Regions from separate parts of the Mus musculus genome. Here region 2 is linked to region 1. The links are chromatin loops, found by intact Hi-C in ENCODE. Cell type or tissue: left cerebral cortex. All regions are shown on one strand.

Evidence for each region. Peaks named below come from ENCODE experiments on the same cell type or tissue, not always from the same donor. Only the 100,000 strongest peaks of a DNase experiment are listed, where the experiment ranks them.
Region 2: a loop joins it to region 1, with 2.8 times the contacts of the local background. A loop is called at or near these places in 2 of 42 quality-filtered maps.

What each region holds. Positions count from the first base shown.
Region 1 is chr2:63,174,608-63,182,607 of GRCm38, forward strand. It overlaps Kcnh7 (potassium voltage-gated channel, subfamily H (eag-related), member 7), which reads right to left. Exons shown (of 16, transcript NM_133207.2): 2 at 7,449-7,679. Among named protein-coding and RNA genes, the nearest start is that of Gm34110, 5.1 kb to the right of the region's middle. In left cerebral cortex, no CTCF peak of the experiment used is centred here; DNase peaks (open chromatin) are centred at 2,709, 3,243, 3,731, 4,580 and 1 more place; H3K4me3 peaks cover 2,330 bases; H3K27ac peaks cover 4,247 bases.
Region 2 is chr2:63,056,166-63,064,165 of GRCm38, forward strand. The region is part of intron 2 of Kcnh7 (potassium voltage-gated channel, subfamily H (eag-related), member 7); the gene reads right to left. Among named protein-coding and RNA genes, the nearest start is that of Gm52513, 92 kb to the left of the region's middle. In left cerebral cortex, no CTCF peak of the experiment used is centred here; DNase peaks (open chromatin) are centred at 2,406, 3,299, 6,760 and 7,616; H3K27ac peaks cover 1,506 bases.

The sequences.
Region 1 (8,000 bases):
AGCCACATTCCATTGAATTTAAAAGTTCCAGGTAGAGATTACATTTGTCCAGTAAATCAAGTTTAAATTTGAAAATACTTAGAGAAAACCACTCCTTCTGGTGTGCATCAAACTTATATGTATCCTATGCATAATCAATCAGGTCTATGGTTAAGAACTAAAATAAATGCATGTAGGCTATAAGAGCATCTCATTTGAAGACAATATAATAAAGCCTATAAACTAAGACAAGGATAGACTGTATTTCTCATGCTCTCTTGCTCTGTGCTCATTAATGCTTTGCTTAACTTCTCTTAATTACAAATGAACTAATTTGGAGAATGGAATAATATGATACTATTGACTCACAATATTTCCATGGTAAAGCAATAAAGCAACTTGTATAAAATACCAGACACAGAAATTCAGTTCAATAAGTATTAGTTCTTTGATGAAAAACTGGATTTTGGTATAAGGCCTCAGTCCATTTATGATGGTCACCTGGAATTGACATCTGACGAGCACATCCACTGTGCATTCATTTGAAACCTTGCATCAGTAAAGATAAACTTTCAGCATGTGAAATCAAATATAGGGTTAATAAAGATTTCTCAGAGGAAGAAAGAAAATGTTAATGTATGCAAGAAAGATAAATGGAAACTCGTTTAAAAAATTTTCACTCATAAATCTTTGTATGAATTTAACATTGAGTTTTCCAAGTAGGTGTGATTTAAATTTATACGTTGTTACAGCAGTGCAAATTTCTTATTTGTCATTGTTACTAAATATAGACATCATTGTTAAGAAAGAGGAAATAATAATCTGACTAAAAATTAATTACTTACAATAATTATTTTTTGGACTTTATCTGGTCATTATTACATTAGCGCCAACGTGTCATTACTGTTAAACAATCTCAATAAAAGATGAGCAGAACTGGGTATAGTGGTATACCTCCACAGTCTCAACACTCATGAAGTTGAGGCAGGAACATTTCAAATTTGAGGGCAGCCAGGCTAAACAGCAATTTTCAGGTCTGCCTGAGCTACAGAGTAAAACCATGTCTTAAAAGAAAATGAAAAAGAAAATACTAAATGATAATGATAAACCACATATAAAATGCCAATATTGAGTAACACAAGTAGTTATTAGAGATACTATCTCAAACAAACAAAAAAAGAAATCAAATATTAACCAAGCTAATATATATATATGTCATATATATATATATATAAATGATCATTAATAAACTAAGGATAAAACTATCCTAAAGATTATATGTGATTTTTATAAACCAAAACATCACACTTTCCCTACCAATTTTTCAACTTTTATAAATTTATGGTATTATTTTGCATTCCATGTTCATTCTTCAAAGCACATTTACTAAACTCAAAACTTGTAGCCAGCATTGATCTACATTTCTGAGTCCTTAAATCAGGAGACTTAATATTTTATGCTTGTGTTCAGAAAATAGATTCATTTAATGACCATAACTTATAGTATTGACCATAATTTTTAGTCTACTCCAGAATTCAGGCTGGAATCAAGAACCAAACAGCTAGACATTCAATGGAGTGAACTCTGGAGGCAATCAGGAATTACATCAGAAAAATGTCTTTTCTTCCTTCTTCAGAAGATCTGTGATGGTCAGAAGGTCAGAAGTGGAGGAAAAGGCCAAAGAGAAAATAAATCTTCTGAGGATTTTACATAGATAGCCTTGATACGTACATACGTACATACATACATACATACATACATACATACATACATACACACATAGATACATTGAAACTTACAAATATATGTTTATATATACATGATTATATATATGTATATATATATATACACACATTGCAATAATCAAATATGTTTGAAGCATGAAATTTGTAGGAGAAACAACCTTGCTAATTATCCCAATTAACTGATCTTCTCTGAACACAGTACAGACAAGAAGCCATGTCACAGATAGTGTTGTGGCCAGGATACCTAGGTTTAAAAAAGAGATGTTATTTTCTAATATGGGAAAAGGAAATTAAGGTAACAGGAAGGTAAATTTGAGCAAGTTAACCTTGATATTAGAGATGAAAAATTACCTTGTTTTATGTAAATATTTTCCACTTGAAAACCCAAGTAAATTTGATTCTGAAGGCCACCAAAAACACTGAATAGAAGTGCTGAACTTTATTCTGAGAGTTTTAAAGAGTATAAGTTTGCAGCCCATGGCCTTGCATAGGTGCATTGAGCAGTGAGGAAAAGCTGCTAAGAACTTGGGACCCATCATCAATTTTGAACACTGGGACCTGACAAATGACTCAGACTCAGGCTCTCTCATCCCAGTGTTCTTTCTGTAAAGGGTGATTAGTAGGGCACATATTGTATGGAATTGTACCCTTTACTTAATGCATAAAATTCACTTACAGTGATTCTTAGTTTCACTAAATCATCAGTGTGATTCATGTTTTAGCAAGAGCCCTCTGATGGCAATGCGAGAAGCCGATTGCAGAGACGGAAAACAATACTTCCATGCTTCCAAAAGTGGGTCATGTAGAATTTAATCAAAGGACTTGACAGTGAATGGAGAAGCAGGAGAAGTACTGTGCAATATTTTTTGACCAGGTAGATAGACGAGAAAAAAGTTAGAAGTGATTTTCTGGCTTCTGAATCAAATGGCAAGATGAACAGCTCATCTCACTGCTTCATACTATCTATACCCACTAGCTCCATGAGCTCAACTGTCCTAAGATTCCCTCAGAAGCTGGCTGCAACAGACCCAGTACCTATTTATAACAAATAACCAAAACAGAGAACAGAGCAAACACAACCCCTTCAAGTTCAGCAGAAAAGCAAGCTATTCTGACTATCCTATTCTGTCCCTTGAAATCGATAAAAATAACCAAGAAGTCATTTCCTAAGCCACCAGAAAAGATTGTACCTTTTGGCATCAGTGATCACGAGTGTACAGCTGGAGAGTACAGTATCAAGCTAAGATCAGACCTCTCCAATCTTCAGGACCTTTTGGTTTCATATGAGACAATAATGAAATGAAGTTTTGCAGTTGTAGGAGGACTACTTTATCAGAATGGTTATTTTCTTAAGAGATACAATGGATCATGTATAAACTCCAGAAGGCATGAGATGTTAGGGAAAGAAAATGAATTTTAGAATCTCAGATATAACAATGCGCATATGGGATAAAGTATGGAGAAGTCGAGAGGGAAAGTGAAAGAAATCACAGGCAACACACTCCTTGGAAAACTTTCCTGTTGCTTGAACACACACACACACACACACACACACACACACACACACACACACAAACTATATTGCTATTTCTGTATTTAAAACCACCATCTGCATCTCTACTACACAATCCAAGAATTAGAAGAGCAGAATATATTATGTGCATGAAGCTTATGTAAAGGTATTATAATAGTTATTTCATATGACTAAAATTTTAACTAAACCGCATTGCTTCCTTAAGACGTCATTATAATGTGCAAGTGACAAAGTGTGGTAAAAGGATTATATTAGTAGTTATTTTAAAGCTGGGGAAGAGAGAAAGAGTAGTAACTGACTCTAAATGTCATAATGTTCCTCTCTACATTTCTCTTTGTTTATAAACAACTTCCTGTAAACATCTTTGGTTTAGAAATTGCACTTGAACTTTTGTTGTGCTGTCGTATACCTCAAAACATAGACCACCATTGCCCTGTATGTACCTGTAATTAACATGTCACCTAGGAGAGAGAGGTAAATCCCAGAAGGAGCCTTCACTCTTACCTGCAGAACAAAGCCTTTTAGATCTTTCTGCATAGCTTGCAGGGACAAGAAATCCAATGTTAACCAACCAAGGCCATTTTCAACTTTAGTGGAATTATACATTGCCTCTGGTACTCTGAGCTGATGGGTTAAGGACTCTCCTTAGCCACTTTCTATTCTCTAGCTATTGAAAAGCAGCACAAAGAATAGAAAGACAACTACGTGTAACACTGCTTGGTTGGTAAAATTGAGACTATACTGTGTCTAGAATCTTAATGCTAAAATCATAATGCTCCCTTATTTTTACTGAAGTTTACTTTGGTTTTCCACATTTTTAAAGTTGTTTAGAAACTTGTGCTACACACTTATATAGTAAGGTTGTAGGGTGATCAACAAGCTATTTTGATGATAGGGTGCACTAAAATTCAGATAACCAAGTAAATTAAAGTAGAGCAGATTAAGCTATTGTTTTATGTTTCTTATTCCATCACCTACAAGCCACAAACAAGAGAATAAATAATGTTTTCCAGATCCCAATCACGACCCCATTTTAAGGTATTTTTTTTAAACATGAAGGTATCACCATATTAAAATACATGCCCACCCTTATATAAGCCTCAGTGTAATTATAGTTTTATATAATTAGAGTTTCGTGTCAAAAGATTTACAGCTTCATCACCTCAAGCAACATTCAGAGCTGCCAAGAATGATTTATGCAATAATGACTTAAACTGTAAAATAGAATTCTCAAAGGAAGAGCTGTCAAGTGCTTCTACTTCAGATAAGTGGGTTTTTAAGAATTGATATTCTGGTAAACAGCAATCTCTACTCTACCTAGAACAGTCACATACTGAGCAAGATAGGAAGTACTGCTTCTTAGTGAACTGTGCGGCATGTCGTGTTTCCACTGGGACCAGCTCTGGCTTCCCCTGCTCAGCAAGCCAATGAGGCACTTCAAAAAGCAAGCTTTCAAAAATAATGGTTCACTCCTCAGATATTTTGATGCTTAAACGTATTTTGTTGATCCATCATGAATGAATGGAAAGCACAGAATATAGGAACACTTCCTCACTTTCTCATCGTGAGATACATATATATATATATATGACTGAATTGCTGAATTAATAAAATAGGAAGCATTTACTGAATAGAATCAAGAATAAAAAAAAAACAACAAAAATACAAGTGATTGAAGTAGATGAACTTAGTTAAAAGGCATTAAGGAAACATTAAGAAACAAACCAATGAAAATATTTCTATGTTGTGTTTTTCTTCTGTCTGTCTGCTTTTATAAATATAAAGTGGCCTGCAGCAGGTCAATAAGAGGTGAGACTATCAAAGCATTTGGGTCTCATAAGCTTTTACTGATTTTATAGCTGTCGTGTGAATAAACCAACAAACTCTCAAAATTAAGCCATCCACTAGTTTATTGGATCCCAAGAAGGGAAATATATCTCTATCTTAACCGTCTTCCAGGGGATCTGAGTTAATAACCTTTCCTTGGGGGGAAAAATCCGTGAGTTCATCTATTTATTTCCTCTACTAACTAAAGCTAAGTAGACAGTTTCTTGTTGACTCTAAAGAGGCGCTACTCCTTAGAAGCGTGCCATACCTGAAAACATCAATAAAGACAAAATTTGTATGAAAAAATAACATATCTATATTTCCACAAACTTCCAAAGGTTCCTTGTACAAAATTCTCTCTAGTCTCTCTGTCTCTCTCTGCCTCTCTCTGTCTCTCTCTGTCTCTCTGTCTCGCTCTCTCTCTCTTCTCTCCCCTCCCCCTCAAAATTCATATAGCTAAGCAAAGCATTCAGACATACATTTGCAATGGGCAATACGCTGACAACTTTACTGCAGGCTTGTAACCAACAGGTTTGTGCTTCTCTATAAATTTCCTCTTGAAAATTGTTCTGAGCTCATCTTTTCAGTTATAGTGAATGAAGTGATGAGTGTCCAAAATTCCACATTTTAGTTTCAATACAATAGATAGAATTGTTATTTAAAACCAAAAATTTGCTTAGCAGCTCACTGGCTTAACTAGAGTAGTACTTTAACTTTTTTAAAGATGAAAACATTCTGAAGCAATCTTGAAAATATAACAACAATTATGTCTGCCAAGCCTTAAACAACCATGATGTAGACCATGTCAACATCCTCTGGAACATTTAGAGAAGAAATAACCTACATTTCAAAGAAATTCTTAAAATTTCAAAAGGCATACTTCTTGGAACAAAATAGGCAAAAGAGATAAGGTGCAGTGCTTTGTGATAGTCTCTGTGAAGCAGTATCTCTAACAATGAAGCAATTGGGCTATTTATAATATACAATGCTACTGAGCGGAAAATAAGAGTGAACTGGGAAGAACTTACAGCTCAATTCCTTTGCTCTCTGATAATCATATAATTGCCTTCATTCCAGAGCAATATAAAGTCATACAAACCTGCCTTTCCAGTAATACTCGATTGCAATTCCCACTCAAGTGCAAGTTCATAGGATGGAGAAAAATCCAGTAATTAAGAACTGTACATTTCTTACTTTGAAACATTTAATTACAAGAAAATAAGACAAAGAATTAACCTTTCTTTTGCTATTTTTTTCTCTGTAGTTTTCAAATAATAAGTCATAATCCGGTGTAGCCTATAGGATAGCATGCATTGCCAAGCTTAAGGGTTTTCTAAAAGTCTGAGCAGATTCTCCTCACCCTCATTAATTTTTGTAAATAAAACAGCAAAATAGATGATGCAATATTGGCAAAATAACCTACAATGTACTTGTTTTCTACAAATGTTTTACTAAATGGGTAATTTACATGTGTAGATGTGAGACTACAACTATGCTTTAAAGTGAATTATGTGAGTATTCATATAGACTAACCTATTTATATTCAGTTATTTATATCTGAATATATATGTGTGTTCACATGCATGCATGCATGTGCACATTCATATGTGTATGCTACAATGTAAATGCATGCACATTGTTCCCAGGGAAAGGCTATAAGAAAGTAGTGTGTCCTTGAGCTTGAAATACTAGTCTTAATTTTAATACTAATAACTTAACAACTTAACAAGTGAATATTAATAACTGCACATTCAGAGCTCCTTTTCTGTATTTCTTACAAGTAATGTCTTCTACATCTCTTATTTTATAACAACTGCATGGAACCAAGTTTAGTCACTCAGTTGTAGAGGTTTTTATAAACTGTACCTAATCTTCTCTAAAAACAGTTGAAAGACACAAAAGTACCAACAACCAACACTTTAAAAGCCAAGATACACTTATCACTGCACCAATGTTCATTTCAGATTACACTGTTTTAATGAAGACCGTGGTAATATATTCAATGTCAGGCAGATAGTATGTACCGACTCACACTATGCATGAAAAATGCAAACAGTGAGTTACTAATTCTCACACCACTCCCTTGAAAAGTGTCAGGGGTGACTTATGGCATTTTCGTCCTTGGTGACATTAAGTTACTGCACCTCTACAGAGTTCAAACAAGGTATGCTTACACAAAGAAGAAGTTTTGTCACTGGTCAAATAAGAACATTCATACTTCTCAGATACTGAGACTTTACATGTAAAAAAAAATTCCATCTACAATTAATTATGTGAGGTTTCGTCTGCATATGAACTTTTGGTAATCGGAATTTCACTACAAGGGAATCAAATAGAAGGAATCCTAGCTGGATCCACATTACCATTCTTGTGATAGTAGGTGACCTCCACTTTCCTCTCCTCTGACCCCAGCAGCGCCTGGGCAATCTGGGCAATATCATGCCTCTTGGTCTCAGGCCCATGGAGAAAGTCACAGGTACACGGCTTCTGCATGACATCTGGCCTGGAGAAACCCGTCATCTCACAGAAGCCATCATTGCAGTAGATGATAGCACAGTTCTGCACTCTGGCATTTGCAATGATAAATTTTTTATCTGCAACAAGAAGATGGTAGGACATCTCTTTTAAAATCTTCCCAAAGGTTCTCACAAACACTAAAGCCATTTGTTGCATAACGAGGGTCAGAAATACAGTGGCTTCCCCCAAATGCCAATCATTTAGACCTTTCCAAGAGAATTACAAAAATCACACACACACACACACACACACACACACACACACACACCCCTATACAAACTTGAGGTGTGAGATCTGTGGAAATACGTGATTTAATACAAGAAATTAAGACAATTTCTCTTCAATTGCAAGAACAGAAATTTCCAAGTTGCCTAGTTCTCAAGCTCTTTGAGTCCCAG
Region 2 (8,000 bases), 120 kb before region 1:
AGCATAATGCATAGTATCTAGGCGACAGTCACTCATTATTTTATGGATCCAGCAATGAAAATCTCATACTATTAAATGTCCAAAATTTGGCCTACACCACCGACTTTTCAACACAGCTCTTACAGTGACTAATCAACACATTATCACAAAAATAACAAAAGCCAGCTGAGTATTGACTTGATTATCTGCACTAGAATTTCTAACACTTCTAAGTTATCATGTATGACAGACAGTGCACAATCAAGTAATCAGTCTACCAACTGTTCAAACACTGCATGCTTGTTTTTTAGAAAAGAACAGAGAAAGAACAATAAAAAGTTTCTTATTAATGTGAAAAATAGTTTCAAAAATGTTGGATTATAGAAAATCTGAGACTTTGTTATTTGAATTTTAAAAGGGTTACAGCAAACACTATGATATCAGCTAATAACTGTAGGTGAAAATAGAATCATTACATATACTGGTGATACTTTATCAGAGCAAAAATATTATTTTAGTTTTCCTAATATATCTCCCTAGCCATAGAAATTATATTTGATGTTGACTAAATTACATGCTACTTTTTGTAATTCAGTTCCCTTAGAGAAATGTGCCTGTTTCCAGAATGGGCACATGTTGATACTTTTGAAAATTAAAAGAGACAAAATAATGGCAAAATATTAATCTTATGTCAATGAGAACAATAACGATAACAAAAGAGTCAACCTAGAATAGAAATCCAATTATTGAAATCTTAGAGGAAGACATTAGAGATATCACTTTTCTTTTCTCCAATGAGTTTAAACTGACTTGTCATATAACATTTTGTTGCATAGAAAATGCAGCCATTATGTTACAAGTTGTATACCTTAGTTCAAGATGAAGATAGTGGTCACTACTTATAGAGCAATATATTTGGAAGAATTATTTATTTGCAATATGTAATTTACATGTCTGCAGCCCAAAATAGTCAGGTTTCAGCTTTCCACATGCAGACCAGGGTAGCCATGTTCCTTAGCTCTTCTCAAACTGAATCCCTATGCTTTGAGCCTGAGCATTGGCCAACTGTCTCTCCACCAACACACTGGCTTATCTAGTGATTGAGGGGAAAATGGCTTTATGGTAACACAGAGGATGAAATGTGACCTGAAACATCTCTCTAGTATTTAACTCAAATTATTTATCAGTGTAGAGTTGGTAATGACCAGGAAGAAACTCATGCAATCTCAGGAAGGAGGTTTATATTTTGACAAAGTCTTTGCTATGACAGAAGTCAGAGAAACGATGTTAAAATAAATATTTAGCACTCTTAAAGGATTTGCAATATGAACGATCATATATTTTGTAATCATTTGAACTTAGAACCTAAAGCATTGAATGTGTACTCTGTACCACTGAGCTATATCCCCGGACTATATACCAAAATCGAGTTATATTAGGTATTATGTTATACTTACAAATTCCAAGCATGTATGTGTGTGTGTGTGTGTGTGCATATATATATATATATATATGCATATATATATATATATATATATATATATATATATATATATAATTATTTAGATCATCATACTAGGCTTGAGAAAAAGTGATGGCAAATATTTTATTACCAAAAACTAAAAACACAAAATGTATGTCAATGTTCTTGTGCTCAAGATGTGTATCTACTCAGGATCCCATGATGGCCCCTGCAAGCACATGTTTTACTCCAGAAAGCAGGAATGATCCATCCATGCAAGAGTAAGTATGAGTTTGCATATGCCAAGGCACTTTAAAAGTACCAGTTTGTGAAACTGAGGAATGTAATGCAATTATATTATTGGAGTCATGCTCACTATAGAATGTGTGCTTATGAGAAGACTAGAACTTTCTATAGTATTTGCCTCTTTAGAGGCAAATTGGTATAGCCAGATGAATTCAATCCATTTGCTTAACTCCTCACTAGGAAATTATGTATAGGAATTTTCATCCTGGTGTGTTTGCAATATTCTAAGTCGTGAAAATGTGACAAACTGGTCTATGGATATTGGTTCAATTAATGGCACTCATTGTCCCCTATAGGTTGATATAAGTGGACTGCTCTGTATTATGAATGACTGGCAAGTTTCAACTAAAAAAGTTTCAGATTTTAAATTAACCTCTAAACAACTAACAGCTCACAGAGAGAAGGATTCAGTAAATGTTGGTAATTAGCAATGCAGCCAGCAACATTGTTTTTTCTTATCAGTGAATCTAGAGATCCACACACACAGTCTCACACACACACACACACACACACACACACACACACACACATCTTAAAATGCATTAAAAATTAAGTTTAAACACTTTAAACCAACTGTTAACTGGTGCTTCCAGCTGGAACATTCATGATGCAATAAAATTAGAAAGTTGGAAAGAAAACACTGCACAGAAATGTACTTGATTTAAAAGTCAGACTTCACATTTCAAAGTTCCTGGTATTTCGGATGAGCTTCTGCTGTGCATGCCCACAGAGGTACACTTTCAAGTCACTGAAGAGTGCTCTGCCAAATGTAAAATCCTTTGTGCTCCATTTGCAGACAGGAGAACTTAGGGGGCTTTGCTGAGGACTGCCGTCTGCTGCAATTAGAATGGCTTAACCAACACAGGAAACCATTTCCAGATCCCCATCGAACCCAAAGAACCCTAGGAATGTAGAATTTTTATAAAAGTGCGAAAGTATATTTTCTTTAAAAGGATTTTAGCGATTAGGTGAATAAAGATAGTGGTGATGATCAAACATAGATATGATGATGATAATGGGGAAGATGACAGGGATGATGGTGATGGTGATGGTGATAGGGCTCATGCTTGTGATGATGGTGTTGACGATAGGATGGTGGTGGTGATGATAATTTGATGATGATGATTATGACAATAATAAGGAGGAGGAAGTTAGAAGCAATTCTTATGTACCCAATGGCTGCTATGTGCTTTGGGTGGAGGTTTTTATCCTCTATGGTATGCATGCTAATTATTCCCATCTTACAAATAAAAATACTATGTTAAATGGTCTGTCGAAGTGTTACCAAACCTAAGGCACAGTTAGGCGCTCATATATGCCTAAGTGTTTTTTCAAACTCTATCATCATTCCATTCGGCACAATTGAAGGTAGTCAAACTTCTCCAAAAATATATCACTACAGCTCTTGTCTATGTTACATATTTGCCCTCAAGGACCTCCACTCACAGGAAAGCCACGCCATCCGTTTGCAGCTGCCTGTGGGAGGGAAAGGGCTTGAGAATAATGCTGGCCTACATTAATTGTCTCTTGTCTTTAAAAGGGCAATAACCACAGTCAGAGGTTGGTCTGGTCATTTAAACCCACACTTTATTTTTTTGCAGTGTGTGTTACCGAGACCTTTAATGAGCACAGTTGGAGTGGGGAGCGTTCTATTTTGGAAAGCCAAGAACATCTCCAGTTTTGTGGTGTTCCCTCGCAGCACATCAGAATATGTGTTCACAGAGGCCTGAGGACAAAACTTAGGAGCATATCTTTTGACAGGCCATTTTCCCTTAAGAGGTTCACACTCAAATAAAGCCATCTTTGCATTTGAAATTCCCTAGAAGATCATGCAAATCTGTTTGGCTATGAAACACTGGATTTCATCCTCATTGTGTTTGTTTCATCGTGACCATAACCTCGAAGTTGTGCAGGGCTGAAGCTGATGTTCCTTTTAAACGTGAAAAAAGTCAGAACACAATTTATACATTTAAACAAGGTACAAAACAAATGGAATCCATAAGCTTTAAGAAAGAATCTATTCCCAAAATATCATTCTACTTAAAGGAGGGAATATCAAAAAGACTTTGCTACACACTGACTAAATACTACTTATTTCTAATGAATATGTAACTGAATAAAAATTTTAAATGTTTTTGAAGAAATCAGTTATTATAATGATGTATTTTATTTTATTGAATAAGCATTGATTAAATCTTTCTATAATACATAAGCAAAAGTGTATCTGTGAATAATAAAGCAATGGACAGCAATAAATACCATGGTCAAAGATATATGAGTGTTATATAAATAGGTAAACACCTCAGATACTATTATCAAATGAGTTCTCAAAGGAGGGAAGTTGGATGAATAGAGAGGAAGTAGGCATGTGACATCATTTTATACTGCTATCTTTTATGCTGCAGGTCCTCACCTACTATGTCTGGACAGGTTGATATTCCTGTGAGGTTTTAAATAACATGTGCATGCTCCCCATGCTCAGAGGCTCTTCACCAGTTTTCTCCATGCAGCGATGCGAGTTGAGACTTGCCCTTTTCTTTTCATCAAAACTGTCCACAAAAGTTACTTCTCAGCGGCTCACTTTCTCTCTTCCCTACTAAAAACTGCATTTTTCTGCCCACTTCTTCATATCCTTTGTACCTCCTATTTTTCTTAACTCATGTTGATTTCAAATGTATTATAGTACTTTCTTATTTATTCTATACATTGTCATCACCTTCATTTCATTCTGGACTCATTGGGCAGAGCCTTTGTTTCTCTTAACTGCTAGTTTGGCAGAGCCTACAGCATAGATTTGGAAAATCTGTGATATGCTTGAAAAGATTAGGACAAAGCATATACAAGTTAAGTTTATAGTTAAAACATTAAGAGAATTCAGATAACATCCCAAAGAAAGGGAGTTTGGATTTATTTGCCAGCCACCGTTCCAAACTAGAGAGTTTTAAATTTGGCATCCAGGGAATATGAGGCAGAAAACAGAAAGCAGAAAGGAAAAAATAAAAGACTATGGATCATGAACACACTGTGGACCACAGTGCTGAACTAACTGAAGCATGCAGGCCCAGGGGCAAAGGCAGGATAATTAGACTCCCCTTTAGGAGAACACCTCATCCTCTCCTTAACGACACAATCAAGGGAAGGAAAATGACAGGTAAGAATAAAGACAGAAGTAGAAATGTGGAAAGAATGAGCACCAATAAATGAAGACACCTTATCTCCTTGGTGTCTGGGCAGAAAACGGAAGGTGTTCAACAGAATGTGAAAAACAGTTGCTAGAAAGGATCAAATGGACTTTCTGAATACTGCAAGTTTGAATGCAAGAGAACAAATAAGTATCTACCCAAGATCATTAAAAGAAAAAACACAACAGAAGGATGAGTGAACCCAGAGAAATCAGAAGGTCAGGAAGGCAGGTAGAACAGCTGTTTGCAAGAAAAGTGAGACCATCTTTGTAACCAGAGCTGCCATGTGGTAGATACAGGACATGTGGTTGCACTTGTCATTACGAGAGCCACACAATTCAAAGGATCAAGTTCATGCTTTTGCTGAATTGAGGGGCAACAGTATGCTCATCCCTTAAGCTGCCTTAGCAACGTGACTCCAATTGTGGCTCAGGTTTTTGTAATCTATAGAATAGCAATGTGTGTGAGTACCTATTTCATATGCCCATGGATGACTAAATGTGGCTAATTTTGAATCTGGACAAAAATATGGTAGTTAAAAACTGAATACATTTCAGACAATATATCTAATGCATCTAAAACAGTACTTGGACCAGCATAAACACTACCTAATAATCTGATGGGTTTTCCTGATCCATATGCTCATTCTTGGCTCTTTTGGCCAGGCGCTGACGACCAAACTGTAGAGCCAATGGACAGCAAATTTTTCACCACCCACTTACAGAACTGAGACACAGTGCAGGTGACCATCTGTAATAGAAGTCTACCTAGGCAGGGGCTCTTCTCAGTTCCTGTAGGAGTCTGGGCACTCTCTGTACCTTTTTCTCATAGAACTAACTTTGAAGTCTTAAACTCAGAATTTAAGGTTTTCTACATCTTGTTCCCAAGTTTTGTTCCAAAAATCTCCTGCAGCCAGATTTATTTGAACTTCTTTCAACAGCCAAGGAAACAGGAGGTTTTTGTCTTACACGCTGTCTGTATCACAATACCTTTCCCCATCCTACCAATCACCAGTCCCTTCTGTTACTGCCCCACACAAGCAATTTCTAAGTACTCATCTGTCTTCCAAGTGCCAACAAGCATCTTTCCACTTCGAATGTTCCTTGAAATTAAATTTTGTAACTTGAAGTCTATTTAATATGTACCTTGAATCCCCAAACATGCACAGGGCTAATGTAATAAATGATACAGATAGGTTAGTAGGAATGGATACTAAAAGGCATGTGTTCTGCAAATCCATGATCATCAACAAAGAGATAATAAGGGGAAGAGAATTAAAGAAAAAAACTATACATTACTTTCTAAAAGTGACAGTGAAAGGCTTGTCAATCATATGAGCAGAAAAGCTCAAAGGTTAAAATAGCTTTTAACTGTAGTTTTGTGAAATAAATCAAACATATAAAATTTCCCCCCAAAGAATCAAAAAGGACTTTGAGATCGCCTTGCTTAGAATTGGGCTTTCAAACCCTTTACCTATCCTAGACAAGTAAGATGAATATTGGGACAGCCATAGTAATTTAAACATAAACATCCATGTATGATAAAATTAGAATGACTTAGTTTTACATTTTTAGCAAGTTTCTGAATAAGTAACATTGTGCTGTAGCATTGCATAATGAATCACTTAAACACTCTCCTCATATATGCACAAACACATACAAGTGCATGAACACACACACACACTTCTTTCAGGAAGTGTAACTAATTAGCACTATTGTACATCAATTTTGGCAGAAAACATCCATCTACTGTAATGTTCTGTTAGAACAAGAATCTGTTTCTCAAAAGCCTATGTAGAAGGTAGGATCAAAATGTGCAGTGAGGAAAGCTCATGCGTGGTGTACACTGTAGGATGCAGGTAGGCAGCAGGGATGCTGGCTCAGTTTGAGAGATTCCCAGAGGAGTGCCTGTAGCTAAGCTTTAGTGACTTTTTGTTACCCACGAATGTGCAATGCAACAACATCTTCCAAGAGATGAGGAGGAACTGTAAATCCTTGCCTTTTAATGTCACGTATAAATTTTAAAGTTTAACCAACATTCATATAATATCATCAGTTAAACATTTGGTATGGCCTGAAAACTACCTGTCCCCCCAGGCCCCCAGCCCTTGGATACATGTGAATACCCTCTTCAGTGTAACTTCCATTCAATCACTACAGAGGTGTGAAAAAAAAAAGTCACCTATAAGACATGGAAAATAACCATGGCTATTTTTATAGTACAGATATATATGGCTGAATAAAATTTTTATTAAAACAAATGAAAGAAGGCTCTAGGGTGATAAGCTGGAGCCATGAGACAAGGGATAGATAGTCTAAGGAAGATGTAGATATTTTTGGCCATGTTTTATTTAGCGCATGCCCTCTGGGCTGAATATATTCCTAGCACAATAATCTCAATGTCATCGCAGGGCCTTCATGTCAGCAGAGACTTTGAAAGGTACTGTATTTTTAGAACTCTTTCATGAAGGCTCCTATTGCCACCATTAATCTATTAGCCTCTAGATTTTCCAGGAAGGCTATTGAAAATATACTGTAAGCAGTAACACCTCAATAGACTATCAGTGCGAGAAAGGGCTGGCTCTTTTGGAACTGGTGATGTTCTTTATTTCCATGCCTTGTCTATGAAATCCTAGGAACTTGTATGTGTTGAATGAATGCACCACCAGCGAGTGGGAGGCTCAGTGAGCAGCATAGTGGTAGAAAATTTGCCTAGAGGCATGAGTTTGGTTCTTAGCAAGTCAAAATAAAATAAAACAAGAAGGAAGCAGACATATATTTAAAAGACTTTCTTAATAAACAACTAAACTAAACTAACCTACACTAAAGCTACAAAATCATGGCCTACTTCCACCTACATCCAGCATTTCATGTAATTTGAATTGTAAGTATATAGTTTTAACTATTTTGTGTTTATGCAACAGCACATGATATTTTACTGATGCCTCAAATTCATCTTTCTCCATTGACAGCACAGCTCCAAAGTGAGAAAGGGCGAAATTGTCAACTTAGAAGTTAGACAGCTGGAGTAAGTTTTGAATACTTCATAGAGCAAACGTTTCCTTGTTTCTA